Regions from separate parts of the Homo sapiens genome. Here region 2 is linked to region 1. A link is a loop called in an ENCODE intact Hi-C map of the cell type or tissue named here. Cell type or tissue: CD4-positive, alpha-beta T cell. All regions are shown on one strand. Each heading gives the region's core, and the rest is flanking DNA. Links, peaks and the distances in the headings are about the cores only.

The links. Hi-C counts contacts between places; a loop is a spot of excess contacts. Peaks named below come from ENCODE experiments on the same cell type or tissue, not always from the same donor. Only the 100,000 strongest peaks of a DNase experiment are listed, where the experiment ranks them.
Region 2: it touches region 1 in a loop (8-fold over the local background); 4 of 110 quality-filtered maps call a loop at or near these places.

What each region holds. Positions count from the first base shown.
Region 1 is chr14:102,084,134-102,092,808 of GRCh38, forward strand. HSP90AA1 (heat shock protein 90 alpha family class A member 1) reads right to left here and starts at 2,911. Exons shown (of 11, transcript NM_005348.4): 1 at 2,853-2,911; 2 at 2,084-2,245; 3 at 1,625-1,991; 4 at 1,165-1,298; 5 at 548-865; 6 at 266-431. The coding sequence starts at 2,245. RefSeq lists an enhancer at 1-786 and silencers at 2,499-2,788, 2,829-3,358, 3,419-3,468. In CD4-positive, alpha-beta T cell, for the core only: no CTCF peak of the experiment used is centred there; DNase peaks (open chromatin) are centred at 2,448, 3,038, 3,508 and 4,478; H3K4me3 peaks cover 3,799 bases; H3K27ac peaks cover 4,261 bases.
Region 2 is chr14:102,771,397-102,780,071 of GRCh38, forward strand. It overlaps TRAF3 (TNF receptor associated factor 3), which reads left to right and starts at 6,053. Exons shown (of 12, transcript NM_145725.3): 1 at 6,053-6,279. RefSeq lists enhancers at 1-102, 4,626-4,865 and silencers at 5,576-5,635, 5,726-6,335, 6,546-6,595, 6,836-6,895. In CD4-positive, alpha-beta T cell, for the core only: a CTCF peak has its summit at 3,655 (motif pointing right); DNase peaks (open chromatin) are centred at 3,375, 3,675, 6,095, 7,165 and 2 weaker places; H3K4me3 peaks cover 2,331 bases; H3K27ac peaks cover 3,562 bases.

The DNA of each region.
Region 1 (8,675 bases), core at 1-8,000:
ATCTCCACTCACTGCAACCTCTGCCTCCCGGGGGGGTTCAAGCTGTTTTCATGCCTCAGCCTGCCACTACATGGGGCTAATTTTTGTAATTTAGTAGAGATGGGGTTTCACCATGTTGCCCAGGCTGGTCTTGAACTCCTGACCTCAAGTGATCTGCCCACCCCGGCCTCCCAAAGTGCTAGGATTATAGGTGTGAGCCACCATGCCCACCCAGAAAGTACTTCTTTAATCAGTGACAGTGATTATTTTTCCTATCTATACTTACTCAGATATTCAGGGATTAGCTCCTCACAGTTATCCATGATGAAAACTCTGCGTACATACAATTTGATGTTGTTCTTTTTCTTTCTGTTTTCAAACAGATCAAAAGGAGCACGTCGTGGGACAAATAGAAGGGCTCTGAATTCCAACTGTCCTTCAACTGAAAAATGCTGTAATAAAACAGATACACTAAGTACCAATGAACAATGCATTATAGAAGATATTTGGGGTGGTGGAGAAAGATGATAATCTAAGGACAAGCTTGAAGCACCCATCAGTCACTCACCTTCACTGCCAAGTGATCTTCCCAGTCATTGGTCAAGCTCTTATAGAATTCTCCGTACTCCTCATTAGTAATATCGTCGGGATTTCTGGTCCAGATGGGCTTTGTTTTGTTGAGCTCTTCTTGATCGATGTACTTTTCCTTAATCTTCTTCTTCTTCTTCTTGTCACCATCCTTCTTTTCTTCTTCCTCATCAGAACCAACATCTTCAATTTCAGGTTTGTCTTCCGACTCTTTCTCTTCTTTTTCTTTTTCTTCTTCTTTGTCTTCCTTTTCTTCAGCCTCATCATCGCTTACTTCTTTATCACGTTCCTTCTCCACCTTCAAAAGAAAACACGAAATCACATCACTGCTGCACTCCAGAACTAAGCGACAGCGCTGCACCACTATTTTCAACCTAAGGCCCAAGTCTAAATTAGCCAACTTGAGAAGCACCCAGCTTTTCATCAATATTTGATACATCCACTTAATAGCCCGAGGAACTTTTACAGAGTTAGGTAGTAGAGCTTAGGTTCCCCAGGCTTCAGACTAGTTGAACAGATCTAGGGACTAAGGATGTAGTACAGTCACCCCAATCACCTACAGACAGAAATTCACTCTGCAATTACATAAAAACTTACAAAAAGAGTAATGGGATATCCAATAAACTGAGAATGTTTCTTCACAATCTCCTTTATTCTTCGTTCCTCCAAGTACTCAGTTTGGTCTTCTTTCAGGTGTAGGATAACTTTTGTTCCACGACCCATAGGTTCACCTGCAAGAGAAGAAAGAAAAATTGACTTAATACATTCAATTTAGTGCTCAACGCCATGCCTAACACCCTTATAACGTGTCTATAAAGCAAGGTTTGCCGTTACTACAGATGCAAAGGCCACCACAGCAGAACCTTTTGGGCAAGGTGCCTCGCCCAAAAGAACCGCCCACCAAGTCATGCCATTACACTAATTAAGTGCTCTAGCTTGTTCCTGATCGTTGGGCAAACACAAATTCTGTAAGCTTCACCGCATCCCCAGGGGTCCAAGGGTTGCAGCACCCCACCCTTCCACCGCTCACTTAACCAGTGAATGTTCAGGTGCCTACCTGTGTCTGTCCTCACTGTGAATGATCCCCCTGCTGAGGACTCCCAAGCGTACTGCTCATCATCGTTATGTTTGGTGATCACAGTTACTTTCTCAGCAACCAAATAAGCAGAATAAAAACCAACACCGAACTGGCCAATCATAGAGATATCTGCACCAGCCTGCAAAGCTTCCATGAACGCTTTGGTCCCAGACTTGGCGATAGTACCAAGGTTATTGATCAAGTCAGCCTTGGTCATTCCAATTCCAGTATCCACAATAGTGAGAGTTCGATCTTGTTTGTTCGGTATAAGGTTAATATGCAGCTCTTTCCCAGAGTCTAATTTACTGGGATCTGTCAAGCTTTCATACCGGATTTTGTCCAATGCCTGTTAACAAAAAATATTAATTTAAGCATACAGCACCCCCAAGAAGTTCACACTGAAACCAAAATCCGATTCTGGGTTAATAAGTGACTTACATCTGATGAATTTGAAATGAGCTCTCTCAGAAAGATCTCTTTGTTCGAGTAGAAAGTATTGATGATCAATGACATCAACTGGGCAATTTCTGCCTGAAAGGCGAACGTCTCAACCTCCTCCTCCTCCATCGGTTGGTCTTGGGTCTGGGTTTCCTCAGGCATCTGGAACGACACCGCGCCGGTTTAAAACCTTGCAGGACGTCTACAGAGGCAACACGAAATTCCATCGCGTTCTCCAAATATTTTTAAAGCCGAATTGGAGATTTGCGAAGTTTAAGTAAACCGAAAATAGAAGGGCGGCTGACAAAGGATGACCTCATTTCGGAGCGCGGCAACTACCACGAGCGTGTGCGCGCTTCCGGGAGGCCGCCGCAGGCCCGGGCCCAGTCCCCCGCCGCGGTCCCCAACGAACACCCCGGGTGCCCTCCCGCGCGGGCTGCGGCTCCGCCACGGCGGCCTCCTCCGCCTGCGCCCCCAGCGGGGCCGGGCGGGGGACCCCCGCGGCGGGGCCGCTCTGTTCGCGTGCGGCGCCAGCTCTGGCGCTGCTGCAGAGCCTCGGGGAGCCCGCGGCCGCCCGGCCCATTCCTGAAGCGGGGTGCGGAAACCGCAGCGGTCCCGAGGCCTCCGGAATAGAAAGCGCGGCCGCCCGGGAGCGCGGCCCTGGCTGCTTCAGGGATCTGGTCCGGCCCCCACAGCCTCCGCCCCGCGCCAGCCGCCCCCAGTCCCGGTCCCCAGTCCACCTCCACAGGCCCCCACAACCACCCGTCACCTTGGCTAAGTGACCGCACAGGACCAACGGCACAGCCACACCGGGACGCTGAAGCAACTGACGCGCCACCCCCGCGCCTGCCTTATATAGCGACGGGCCCGCCCAGCGCGCGGCGCTTTTTCCAGAAGCCTCCCGAACCTTCCGGAAGAACCCTCCCCAGCCGCCGCCGCGGCCGCGCGCCTACGCATGCGCCGTTGCCGCGGCACCCCGCCCCCGCGCCTTCCTGCGGGCGCGCGCAGGCCCTGCTCGTGGCCCGGCCCGGGCAACCTTCCCTCAATCGCCGCCGCGCGCCTCTCGCACGCCCCCGCGCCGGCCTCAATGCGCCTGCGCGGCCCGGAATTCTCGGGAAGGTCCGGGCGCCTTCTGGGGCCGCCCGCGCCCTCCGCCCTGCACCCCCACCTGCCGCGGGCGGGCGGAGGGCACGCCCGGGCGTGGGGGCCTTTGAAGTGAGGTGTAGTTGGTCACCCGGGCTGAGCGGAACGCGGGGCCGGGGTGGGAGGCGCGCCTGGAGGGAGGGTCGTGCGTGGACGGAGAGCGGCCCGGGTCTCACGCGCCCGGGAGACTTCCGGAGCCGTCGTCCTGACTGGCGCCGCGCCCGCTGCCAAAGAATCCAGCCGCAAGCGGCGCCGGGATCGCGGGGCTCTGCCCTCTGGGGGCTGTTAGCCTCAGGCTGCTGCGCACTGGGGAGGCTGTCCCGCGGCCTGCGCGCTCGGGGATTCTCCAGACCCACCGCTGGCTCGGGAGCGCTCCCTACTTTTGGGTTCCCCGAAAGCCATGTGCTTCATACTTAAGGGTCCCTTAGCTTGGGAATCGGGGACTTGGTGAACAAATTCATGCTTACCCAGCTACACCCGGCATGATTTTGAAAAGCCCATCGTTTTGCCGACCGATTTGCGGTCTCCAAATTAAGTATCTAACACTTTGGTGATTAACTTGCCCTAAAAGGTTTTTTTTTTTTTTTTTTTCTTTTTTTTTTTTTTGGACAGGCTCTCGCTTTGTCGCCCAGGCTGGGGTGCCGCGGCGGAATCTCGGCTCACTGCAGCCTCGACCCTCCCGGGCTCAGGTGATCCTCCCGCCTCAGCTTTCCCAGTAGCTGGGACGAGCGTGGGCAGAGGACCACAGGCGCGGACACCACACCTGTCTAGTTTTTGTATTTATTTGTAGAGTCGGGGTTTCACCATGTTGCCCAGGCTGGAAAAGCCAGTTTCTACATGGGAATTTTCGGATATTTTGGCCAAGGCCAGCTGTGGGAACCTTGGAGGCATTGGGGTTCCTTCGACCTGGCTTCCCTGCCTAGTCCATGTCCTCTTCCTCTTTGTCTCTGGCGCCTCCCATGATTGGGCCGCCTCCTGCCTAGACTCATAGCCAGGCCCTCGGAATAATCTGAAAGCTCCTTGCCGTGTAAAGAAACGATGGAACTACCTCCGCTTCCTGGTCTTTAGGGAAACGCAACTTGCTCAGGAGCAGGGGTTTTCAGACTGCGGCCTGGGACCCCCTTAAGAGCGTGTGAAATCAACATAAAGCGTCTTGCCTGGCATTACAAAGCGGGGGAAGTGGAAGGAAACTAGCAGCCACGTGGCGCGGGCCCCAGCGGTGGTGACCGGGTGTGTGCCTGGTCCTGTGGTAGCTGTTGCGCAGCCTGGGGGCGCGCCCCCGGCCCAGGCTTTCCTACAGCTGCAGCCTGGACTGGCGGGGAGGAATCCGGAAGCAGGAAGAGCGGTGAGCGGGTCGCTGAAGGGGCGCAAGGTCTTCCCTGGCGACTGCCGCCTTTGCCTGTTTCCTTCCTGTCACCACCAGCCACTGTCCCCGCTCTCCTCACTTGTAGGAACTTTTCCTACCGCAGTTTCTGCCATTGCCCAGGGGGTTTGAGATATAGAGGAGCCATCCAGGGCCCTAACTCTGACGTTCTTTTTTTTCTTTTCTTTTTTTTTTTTTTTTAGACAAAGTCTCACTCTTGGTCCCCCAGGCTCGAGGGCAATGGCACAATCTCTGCTCACTGCAACCTGCTCACTGCAACCTCTACCTCCTGGGTTCAAGCGATTCTCCTGCCTTAGCCTCCCGAGTAGCTGGGATTACAGGCACCCACCACTACGCCCGGCTAATTTTTGTATTTTTAGTAGAGACGGGGTTTCACCATGTTGGCCAGGCTGGTCTCGAACCCGTGACCTCAGGTGATCCGCCCGCCTCGGCCTCCCAAAGTGCTGGGATTACAGGCGTGAGCCACGGCGCCCGGCCAGCTCTGACATTCTTTGTCCTTTGTTTTGGGGACCTTCATTTACCCCCATTTCTCCAGTGAACCTGCTCCAAAGCCCCTCCCTGGGTCTGGGCATCACTGGGAACCACTGTTTCCCGTCAGGCCCCATCTTTAATGTCCCTTCTTCCTTCCACAACTTCTTGTCTTTCCAGCTCTCCCCCCTCGGTTAATAAACAGGACATTTTTGTCCTGTCTCCAGGTGACATTCCACAGTTACCCACCAGGTGCGAACTCTGTAATGGTTTCTACCATCAACACGCCAGCCCCTGGCTGTTCCTTCTCTCTTCTCAGACTCATGCCCCTCTCCCTGGCACATCACGGAGCTCTTGGAGGTGGGTCTTTGCCCCCAGGAAATCTTGTCCAGCACTCTCACTAATAGAACTTGTGTGCAGATGACTCACGGAAGAGCCCGGCCAGGACTCAGCTCCAGACCTGGATGCTGAGCCTCATGAGCTTCCCCCCTGTCTCCAGCCCTCTTTGAGGGCTCGTTAGCCAGGTCACTGACTATCCCACCTTAAAGAACCCCAAGCATCCCCACAACGGATCTGGCACTGAGTCCTGCCACTTCTGCCTCCTAAGTACCTCTTGAACCCAGCCACTTCCCTCCACCTTCATCCCCCGCTTCCACACAACCGTCAGCTCACCTGGAAGGCCTCCATAACCACCTAACTGCTCCCTGCATATGGTCTGGTCTGTCTCCAAACTGTAGCCAGGGTGAGCTTTGAGAACACAGACCTGGCCCTATCTATTCCCTCCTCCCCACCCTCTGCAAATTCTAGCTGACTTCCCATCCTTCTAGGAGGAAGACAGAGCTCTTTAGGCCTGTGAGGCCCTGCAGGTCGCTGCTGCCTCCCCATACAGCGCCAGTTCCCACTGTGCTCCTATTTCTGTGTCTGGCGCACTCCCCATGACTCGCCCCCACGAGGCTGTGCAAATGCTGTTCCCTCTGCCTGGAACACCATTCCCTCTGTTCTTCTCTAATTAATTTTTAATGGATCTTCTGCTCACACATTTTCTTAGGAACCCCACCTGCCTCCCACCAGGCCAGGTGTCCTGTCATGGAGAGGTTCTCAGAATGTGGTGCCCTCTCCTTCAGAGTACAGACCACATGTGCTCCTCTGCTTCCTCTAGCCCTCCAACCCCAAGTTCTTCCACTCCTGCTTCACCGCCTTTTCTGTCCAGCCTCCTCCTCTTCCTTCCTCAACAACATATTTCTTTTTTTTTTTTTGAGACGGAGTCTTGCTCTGTCGCCCAGGCTGGAGTGCAGTGGTGCGATCTTGGCTTGTTACAAGCTCCGCCTCCCGGGTTCACGCCATTCTCCTACTTCAGCCTCCCTAGTAGCTGGGACTACAGGCGCCCGCCACCACACCTGGCTAATTTTTTGTATTCTTTAAGTAGAGAGGGGGTTTCACCGTGTTAGCCAGGATGGTCTTGATCTCTTGACCTTGTGATCCGCCCGCCTTGGCCTCCCAAAGTGCTGGGATTAGAGGCGTGAGCCACAGTGCCTGGCCTCAACAACGTATTTCTAATAGATCACCAAGCCTTGCAGATTTAGCATCCTAAATATTTGTTGACCTCGTCCCACAGTGATGTTGCTGTTAGGGCAATCTGACCATTTTCCTCCTCTATTTGAAAGCTTTCAGTGTCCCTCAGTAAAGCTGGAGCATGGATTCTGGATCCAGGTGGCCTGGATTCAGATCTTAGCTCAGCCACTGCCTGTGTGACCCAGGGCAAGTCACTTACCCTTTCTATGCATCCAGTTCAGTATCTGTAGCATAGACATGAACATGTCTTCTTCATAGAGTGGTTATGAAGCTTAAATGAGCCACTTCTGGTTTTGGAGATGGCTCAGGTGATAGCCTACCCCATAGCAATTTATGCCCCCTCACTTGCTTGCCAGGCAGCAGGCTAGCTACTTTGCATGCAGTTTCTTAGTCCTCTCGACTCTGAAGTAGGTGTCTTTGGTCCCACTGTACAGTTGAGAACACTGAGGCTTAGGAGAGGTAAGTCCTTTACTCAGGGTCACCCAGAGCAAGGGCCTCCAGGGCAGTTACACCCAGGTCTGGCTCATGATTTTTGTTTTATCCTGATAAACAGTCTCAGCTGGGTGCAATGGCTCACACCTGTAATCCCAGCACTTTGGGAGGCTGAGGCAGACCAATCAATTGAGGTCAGAAGTTTGTGACCAGCCTGGACAACATGGTGAAACCCCATCTCTACAAAAAATACAAAAAAATTTAGCTGGGTGTGGCAGCACACACCTGTAGTCCCAGCTACTCGGGAGGCTGAGGCAGGACAATTGCTTGAACTCAGGAGGCAGAGGCTGCAGTGAGCCGAGATTGCACCACTGCACTCCAACCTGGGCAACAGAGTGAGACTGTCTCAAAAAAACAAACAAACAAAAAAAGAGACAGTCTCACTCTCTTGCCCAGGCTGGAGCACAGTGGCACAAACATGGTTCACTACACCATCAGCCTCCTGGGCGCAAGTGATCCTTCTGCCTCAGCCTCCTGAGGAGCTGGGACCACAGGCATGTGCCACCACACCCAGCTAAATTTTATTTTTTTTGTAGAGATGAGGTCTTGCCATATTACCCAGGCTGGTCTTGAACTCCTGGACTTAAGGAGTCCTCCCACTGTGGCCTCCCAAAGTGCTGGGATTACAGGTGTGAGCCACCACAACTGCCCTTGGCTCATTCATTTTGATACATTTTCTCATTTTCATTCAGCTCAAAATATTTTTAAAATTTCCTTTTATTTCTTGACTCATGGGTTATTTTTACATGTTTTACTTTTCAAATAGTTGGAGGTTTTTCAGATTTTTTTTGTTACTGATTTTTTTTTTTTTGAGACAGTCCCGCTCTGTCGCCCAGGCTGGAGTGCAGTGTCGCGTGCTCTTGGCTCACTGCAACCTCCGCCTCCTGGGTTCAAGCAATTCTCATGCCTCTGTCTCCCAAGTAGCTGGGATTACATGCATGCGTCACCACACCTGGCTGACTTTTTTGTATTTTTAGTAGAGATGGGCTTTCACCATGTTCACCAGGCTGGTCTCAAACTCCTGGCCTCAAGTGATGTGCCTGCCTCGGTGTCGCAAAATCCTGGGATTACAGGAGTGAGCCACCATGCTATTATTGATTTCTAATATTTAATTCCATTGTGGTCAGAGAACATACTTTGCATGATTTAAATCCTTTTAAATTTATTGGGCCTTGTTTAATGGCCCAGAATATGGTCTATTTTGTTTAAATGTTCTTTTTGAAAAATAATTATGCTGAGAAAGATGCCAGTCAGTCATTTATATAAAATTTTAGAAAATGCAAACTAATCTATAGTGACAAAAAGCAGATCACTGGTTGCCTGTAGGAGGTGGGGCAGACAGGGGCAGGAGGGAAGGATCACAGGGACCTGAGGAAACTTTTGGATGATGAATCTTCATTATTTTGATTGTAGTGATGGTTTCCTAGGTATATACATATGTTGAAATACATCAAATTGTACTTTAAACATGTGCAGTTTATTGTTGTTTTTATTTTTTTGAGACAGGGTCTGTCACTCAGGCTGGAGTGCAGT
Region 2 (8,675 bases), core at 193-8,192, 690 kb after region 1:
TGCAGGTCGGGGACAGTGATGAGACAGAGCGGTGCGGCCTCTGAGTGGGATTTTAAGGAAGGCATGAGGTGTTCACAGTGGGCTTCGTGAGTTTTGCTTCATCCCGATCCTCTTCCCGGTCTCCCATGATGCCTTCAGCAGAAGATGCTTTTTCTTAGGAGTATGATGGAGTTGGATCTATTTTGAGAAGGCATTAAAGGTCGAGGTGGGCCAGGTGCGGTGGCTCACGCCTGTAATCCCAGCACTTTGGCAGGCCGAGGTGAGTGGATCACCTGAGGTGAGGAGTTTGAGACCAGCCTGACCAACATGGTGAATCCCCGTCTCTACTAAAAAAATACAAAAATTAGCCAGGCGTGGTGGCGGGCACCTGTAATCCCAGCTACTCAAGAGGCTGAGGCAGGAGAATGGCCTGAACCTGGGAGGCTGAGGTTGCAGTGAGCCGAGATCATGCCATTGCACTCCAGTCCGGGCAACAGAGCGAGACTCCGTCTCAAAAATAAAGGAAAGAAAGAAAGGAGGGAAGGAAAGGAAGGAAGGAAGGAAGGAAAGAAGGAAGGAAGGAAGGAAGGTCGGTCGAGATGGGCGTGAGGCTCCAGGCAAAGCTGCCTGTAGGATGCCAGCCACGTCCAAGATTCATGTTCTCCCAAAAGATTTCGGGAAAATGCCAGAGATGTGTGTGTGTGTGCGTGTGCGTGCATACAAATCCCAGAATGGGTTCCCTAAAATGAGGATGGCTGGGGGCAGTGGCTCACGCCTGTAATCCCAGCACTTTGGGAGGCTGAGAAATGAGGATCATTTGAGCCCAAGAATTCCAGACCAGCCTGGGCAATGTAGAGGGACCGTCTCTACAAAAAAAAAAAGTAGTTGGGCATATGGTGACACACATGGTGACACACACTTGTGTTTTCAGCTATTCAGGAGGGTGAAGAGGGAGGACTGCCTGAGCCTGGGAGGTCAAGTCTACAGTGAGCTATGATTGCACCACTGCACTCCAACCTGAGTGACAGAGTGAGACCCTGTCCCAGAAAAAAAAAAAAAGGGTATCTTCATCTCCCCGAGTGGTCCACGGAGAAAATCAGAGCTGGTTTTCTTCTAATTGATTGTTATTATTATTATTTTTGAGACAGAGTCTGGCTCTGTCACCCAGGCTGGAGTGTGGTGGCACAATCTTGGCCCACTGCAACCTCCGCCTCCCATGTTCAAGCGATTCTCCTGCCGCAGCCTCCCAAGTAGCTGGGATTACAGGCGCGGGCCACCACGCCCAGCTCATTTTTTGTATTTTTAGTAGAGACGAGGTTTCACCATGTTAGTCAGGCTGGTTTTGAACTCCTGACCTCAAGTGAACTGCCCGCCTGGGCCTCGCAAAGTGCTAGGATTACAGGCATGAGCTACAGTGCCCGGCCTCTGATTAATTATTTTTATTTTGATTTTTTTGTAGAGACGAGATCTCATCGTGTTGCCCAGGCTGGTCTCAAACTCCTGGCCTCAAGCGATCCTCCTGCCTCAGCCTCCCAAAGTGCAGGGATTACAGGTGTGAGCCAGCTAGCCCGCTAGAACTGTTTTTCTGTGGCCGGGGACCCCAGCCTCTCACCTTCCCTGTCATCACTGCCCTCTCCTCCCCTCTCGAATATCCCGCGTGAGGGGTTTGCACACCCACGCCCATCTCGACCTTCCTTCCTTCTTTCCTTCCTTCCCTCCTTTCCTTCCTTCCCTCCTTTCTTTCTTTCCTTTATTTTTGAGACGGAGTCTCACTCTGTTGCCCAGGCTGGAGTGCAATGGCGTGATCTCGGCTCACTACAACCTCAGCCTCCCAGGTTCAGGCCATTCTCCTGCCTCAGCCTCTTGAGTAGCTGGGATTACAGGTGCCCGCCACCATGCCTGGCTTGCTCTGCCTCCCCACCCCCATTTCCTCTGCATTTGTTTACAAGCATCCCTGGCCCGAGAAGGGCACCAGCAGCTTGCTTCTTTGCTGGCGACCTCTGCTGTCAGCCAGGGTCTACTTCAAGGACAGGATGGGCTTCCCAGCCCAGCTGCCCCACTGTGCACTCACGACAGAGCGGGGTGCTTTGGCGCCACGACCACCCCAGCTCCCTGAACCCCCTTCGACATCTTCAGCAGCTCTTTCAGTCTAAAATGGTGTTTTCAAACTTCAGGTCATGAATCAAAAGTAAGCTTAAAGGGTAATGGCCACCATTAAAAAATAAACAGAACGGAAAATATCGGAGTGCGCCGCAGGTTTGAGATGATCTGTTGTTACGTGTGTGTACACACACAGGTTATGAACAACTGGGTTACCATGTAAAATGTATTCAAAGGTTCAGAAGCCACTTGTTGGAACAATTAGTAAAACTGTGATTCTGCCGTGCATCAGGGTCCGCCCCCCGAGGCTGGGCACCATGGCTCACACCTGTAATCCCAGCACTTTGGGAGGTTGAGGTGGGCGGATCACCTGAGGTGAGGAGTTCAAGACCAGCCTGGCTAACATGGTGAAACCCTGTTTCTTTTTTTTTTTTTTTTTGAGAGGGAGTCTCGCTCTTTCACCCAGGCCGGACTCTTTTGCCCAGGCTGGACTGCAGTGGCGCTATCTCTATCTCTGCTCACTGCAAGCTCCGCCTCCCGGGTTCAGGCCATTCTCCTCCCTCAGCCTCCCGAGTAGCTAGGACCACAGGCGCCCGCCACCGCACCTGGCTAATTTTTTGTATTTTTAGAAGAGACGGGGTTTCACTGTGTTAGCCAGGATGGTCTCGATCTCCTGACCTCGTGATTCGCCCGCCTCGGCCTCCCAAAGTGCTGGGATGACAGGCGTGAGCCACCGCGCCTGGCTGTGAAACCCCGTTTCTACTAAAAATACAAAAAATTAGCCAGGCATGGTGGTGTGTGCCTGTAATTCCAGCTACTCAGGAGGCTGAAGCAGGAGAATGGCTTGAACCTGGGAGGTGCAGGTTGCAGTGAGCTGAGATCGCGCCATTGCATGCCAGCTTGGACAACAAGAGTGAAACTCCGTCTCAAAATAAAATAAAACAAAACAAATCAAAACCAAGGTCCCCACCCCCCACCCCCAGGCCACGTGTAGCATGTTTGAGTGAGAGAAGTTGCCAGCACCCTTCAGCCCAAGTTGACCCACAGGGGCCAGTGGTTTTTGTGTGGGAAGGCGCCACCTGAGGCACAGACCATCACATTCAGGGAGAGTTATAAGAAAACCCCTTTCCTAGCCCCAAAGCCCCTGGCACTCTGCCACGAATACCTTTTCCTTCTCACTGAAAGACAAACAGGATGGCCTTCTGAGCTGTTGCATGTCTGTGAGTCACTTGAGTATCTGCATGCACTTCTCCAAAAATGCAGCAAGCAGAACATGTAATGCTACATCAACTCCTGTGAGAAATGCGTCCAAAGATGGTGTCGGTTTGTTGTTGGACGTTGCCATAGGGAACAGAGATCTGCCTTTGAAGTACAGCGAGGAGAGAGCTCTCCTTCCTGCCCATCACTGCTGCCCTGTGGCTCTAACTGCAGGGGCGAGAACACCCGCCACCAACCCCCAAAGCAGTTGCCCTGCTTGGGGCAAACTTCTTTGTCCTGTCCCCCTTCAATTCCCCACAGCAGAGGATCTTCAGAACTGCTCAATTGGAGAAGAAAAAGGAGGAGGAGGGGAGGGAGAGAAAGGGAGGGAATAGGTCTCACCAGCAGAGGGCTCAGCCTGGTTGTGCCTGACTTCATTCTCAATGTTGCTTTCTAATGCTAGGCTGGAGCATGAAAAGAGCCGCAGAAAACCCTCTCATGGGTCTTTGGACCTTCTGCCTTGCTTCTTCTTTTCTTTTCTTTAATTATTTATTTATTTTTATTTTTTTGAGACAGGGTCTCGCTCTGTTGCCCAGACTGGAGTCCAGTGGTGCCATCATGGCTCACAGCAGCTTCAACCTCATGGACTCAAGCGATCCTCCCGCCTCAGCCTCCCAAAGTGCTGGGACCACAGGCATAAGCCACCATCCTACTTTTTTTTTTTTTTTCCAGACAGAGTCTCACTCTGTCGCCCAGATAGGAGTACAATGGCACAATCTCAGCTCACTGTAACCTCCGCCTCCTGGGTTCAAGTGATTCTCTTGCCTCAACCTCCTGGGTAGCTGGGATTACAGGCACACTCCACCACGCCCGGCTGATTTTTGTGTTTTTAGTAGAGACGTGGTTTCACCATGTTGGCCAGGCTGGTCTCGAACTCCTGACCTCAGGTGACTTGCCTGCCCGCGGCCTCCCAAAGTGCTGCAATTACAGGTGTGAGCCACCATGCCCGGTCCATGTCCTGCTTCTTTTAAAACAACCAAAAATAGTCCAGCCTAGGAAAGGGAGTCTTTCCTGATTTTGGCAAAGTTAAACCAGGCCATAGGTAACACACAGCATAAGGCAGGCGTTGGGAGTGGGCCCCAGTCGACAGGGTGCCAGGACTGTGGGCTAAGCAGGGCTGGGGACATGGGAGGCCTCAGTGCCTGGGCTATGGGAAGTGGTTGGGACCCTGAGCCTGAGGTCAGTAACATCCCAACTCCTGACAGGCAAGAAAGGGCACCTGAGGCTCCCAAGGGGAGTCCACCATGGGGGTGGGGGAGACCGCTGGAGTCCATAGGTCCCTGTGAGGGACGGCGAAGGCGGGCCTGTCACCTCTAAAAGAGCTGTGCCTGTGGCGCAGACGGGGGTGCCACTGTGGCCTGGTGAGTGTGGCTGTAGAACAAGCATCTGTTGGGCTAATGGAGCCAGAGACATGGTCCAATGTCTCTGATGTCCAGATAGACTTCCAGCAGCCAGGTCGGACTATCTGGGGTTCTGGAACGTTCCATGGGTGAAGCTGTAGGAGGAGATGCTGGACTTCCTGCCTCCACTCACATGAGTCACTGGAGCAATACAAGAAGGCAGACTGGCCTTGGCTACTCACACTGGTCTCAGCTCTGGGGTAGGGCTCTTTATAAGCCTTCTTGAGAAGTGAAAAATGCAAAGTCCTTTCTGTCCCCTCACCACTGACTTGCAAACTCCAGCGAAGGCCTCACCCCTCAGCTGGCCCAGAGCCTCCCAGAAGCCCTCCCTTCGCTTCCCACCTCGCCAGGCCCAGCCAGGCTGGGTGCTGCCTTGGTGGGCCTAGGTGAATCACTGACACACCACTGATGCCTTTGGGGCAGAAGGCAGAGGCCTCGGGAGAAATGCGCAGGCCCCAGCGGCCTGGTGGAGGGTGCAGGGGGCGCAGGGGCAGCCAGGACCGCCGAGGACGCTGGGGGCACGTGGCAAACTGGCTACCCTGTCCACCCGTGAGCAAGACACCACTCCGGGGGCGTGGGAGGGTCCAAGGGAGGGAGAAAGGAAAGTGCCACCAAACTAATGTGGAGCCCTGCCCTCTGCATGCGAAAAGGGGCTCCACGGCCTGAGTCACCCTCAGCCCCACCTGCGTGTGCGCGAGGGTGCGTGGCCTGGTACGCGTGCGCACGGTGTTGGTGAGCGTGTGTGTGCGTGTCCGCTTGAGGGGAATGTGACCGTCGTGTATGCGTCCGCGACAGTGCGGGGGGCCGCATATCGGACCCGTGCGTGTGCGTAGGGGTCGCGTGTGGCCATGGGCACACGGGCGTGCACGCACGGGGGCTGCGTATGCTATGCTGGCGTGGGGGGTGCGGGCGAGGTGGCCGCGGGGAGGAGCGGCGCCAGCACCTCTCGGCCCCCACGCGGCCTGCGTGGCTTTTTGACCCGGAAAGGCGGGGACGCGGGGACGCGCGGCGGCGGGGGCGCGGCGGGGGCGGCGCAGAGCGAGGAGGCCCGCGGGGCGCGCGGCGGGGACGGGAGGGAGGCGGGGGGCGCCCGGGGCCGTCCCCGCCCCGCGCCGCGGCGCCGCCGTTGCTAAGGCCGGGCGGGCGGCCGCCGGGCGCTAGGGCCCTTAGCAACGGGTCGCGGGCGCGCGCGGGGGGCCGGCGGGCGCGTGGGGCCGGCGGCGCTCGCGGGCTCCTGCCGCTCCCACGCGCGCGGGCGGCGGGGGCGGGGCGGCGGGCGCGCCGGGGATTTCCAGCGCGCGAGAGGAAGTGCCTGCGCGGGGCTGCGTGAGGGAGCGAGGGAGCGAGGGAGCGCGGCGCGGCCGCCGCGTGCGCGAGCCGGGGTTGCAGCCCAGCCGGGACTTTCCAGCCGGCGGCAGCCGCGGCGGCCGCCGGCTCTTCCCCGCCCCCCGCCATGGGGCAGCCCGGGGAGCAGAACGCTGCGGACCGCGGCGGAGGACGCGCCCGGCGCCCCTGAGCCGGCCGAGCGGCGACGGACCGCGAGGTAAGGGGCCGCGGCGGGCGGGCGGGCCTCCGGCGCGCGGCCGGGCGCCTCCATCCCCGTCGCCTCCATCCCGCGCCCTGGGCGGCGGGGCCCGGGGGCCTCGGGGCTGCCCGGCGCGGGCCCGGCGCGGCGCAGGCCCGGCCCGTCCCAGCGGCGACGGCGGGGCGCGGCTTCAGCCTGGCCCCGCGCCCCAGCCGGGCTGCCTCCCGCCTCCGGACGCCTCAACTTCGGCAAACTTTGTCCCGGAGGCCGGGCTCGGGGCCCGAGGGGGCCGGGGCGCCCGCACCTTTTCAGGAAACGGGGCGCGCAGGCCTCGCTACGGCCGTGACCCCCGCTGGCGTTGAGGACCCGGCACCCCGCGGGGCCGCGGGTTTCACGCGGGGGGACGGGCGGCTCAGGGGCTGCGTGGCCGAGCGCGCTGCCCGGGCCGGCCGGGGGGGCCCGGGCGTTATTGGAAAGTTGGTCCTGAGTCATTCCGCCTCAGAGGCGCCTCCGACCGCTTGGCGGGCGGCGCGGGGGTCCGGGTATGGGCAGAGGGCGCGAATCCCCCTCGCGCGGCCGCCGAGGGCCGGCGACTCCCGGGGCACCGGGCGGCTCCTGGCCGCGGGCTCTGCGTCTTCCCCGCGGGCGCCAGGCGGCTCTCGGCGGGCTGGCCGGTTCCACGCCGCCAGCCAGCCCCGTGTGGGGACTTCGGTCTAGTATTTGGACCCGAGGAGATAATTCTGTGTGGAAAATTCTCTCCCTTCGGTTGGAAACAGTAACAAACTGGAAACGGATGAGGTGTTATGGACGTGCTTGGAAATGCAAGAAACCTTCAGATTACGAGCTGTTGACGGGACCAGTTGTATTTCACGTTTTTCGAATTAAGCTCAGAATCAGTTTTCAGAATGACATGTGATGCGTGGTGCGTGGTGTGTGTGCCTGTGTGTGTGTATGGATATAATTCATTCATTTTTGTGGCGTCAGAAAGGTTATGTCGAGCGTTGTAGCGGCTTCTTAATTTACATTCACGGCATACAACTGAAGAGGAGCCATTATTTATTTTTTTTCCTAGCATTTGCTGCGACTACACACTGCCGGAGCGTTTGGAAATGTTGTTTGCTGTTACCCTGTATTTGTCTATAAAATTCTTACTGTAGGGAATGGCCAAGTGGACCATCAGTTCGTCCTGAGATCTTCTCATGTCTCTCACGTCTTTGAAAATGGCCTGTGAACAGACTGCATCATATGTAGGATGTCTGGCAAAATAGTGTACAGCGTTCTTTTCTCAAATGAGAGGAAATGTGTACCTTTTCGCCGCGTTGTGACAATGTAAATGTTAAGAATTAGTCTAAAGATGAAAATTCTTTGGCCAAAACAAGATAAGCCTTATCGATATGAAAACTGGAAAACATCACATGGGACTGGAAATCCTGTGAGTGGGTGCTCATGACGGAAACCCTGACAGACCTTGGATTCCAGCATCGCTGGTGAAAATCAGACCTTATCATGGATAAGGGTTAAGATGTAAGGTGTCTCACCCAGACGCCATCTGTTCCAGCTGTCAATGCAGAAGCCAGGAAAGGAGAGAGAGCTGGCCAGGGAGAATTCCAGCTTTTTTTTTTTTTTTTTTTTTTTTTTTTTGAGACATTCATGTGAATTTCTCTGCGAGGGGAAAGAAGACCAATTATTTTCCTTGGATGCTGTCCCTTCTTTTGGAATTAATAAGATGGCTTCACTCAGTGAGAGGCTGTAAAGACATTTCACTGGAAACAGGCAGTAACAGTGGCCAGTTGTTTCTGTTAATACCATCAAAATATCCCTACTCTTGTTTGTGCCTTGAAGAAAGTCCTTCATTTAACTGAGACATCTGAGCCTGCGTTGCGGATTCTGATTCTCTAAATACTCCTGCAAGAATCCCTTTAATTTTTCACTGTGCAACTCAAGAAGGACCTTTCTAGGGTATTGTCAGGATACGTATGCTAATGATATTGTCAGGTTAGGTGAGAATGATTGATCACTCCCTTAAAATCCTTTTTTATGATGTTAAAGCTGTACTTTAAGAAAGATAAAACTGCCACTGTGGCGTTGCAAGTCTGAGCTAGCTCAAGCAAACAAAGGAAATTGCGTTAAATTTGCCCAACTCTATTTTCTCATCTTCATATAGCAAGACTCTCCAAACAGCAAGTGATCTAACCTATCAAGTATTATGCAATAGCTGAATTTCCTTGCAATGGTCAGTTTAAAGAACTGTTAACTTAGCAGAGGCGACGTCTCGTGGCCAAGGCCCTTAGGGTCCACTCCATGGAATCAGGACCCCTTGCTGCTGCTTTGCGAGTGTTCATGGAGGAAGAAAAATCACTTGGTGTTCTTTTTTTGCATGGAAGAGTCATAATAACTGACTTCAGATACAGAGA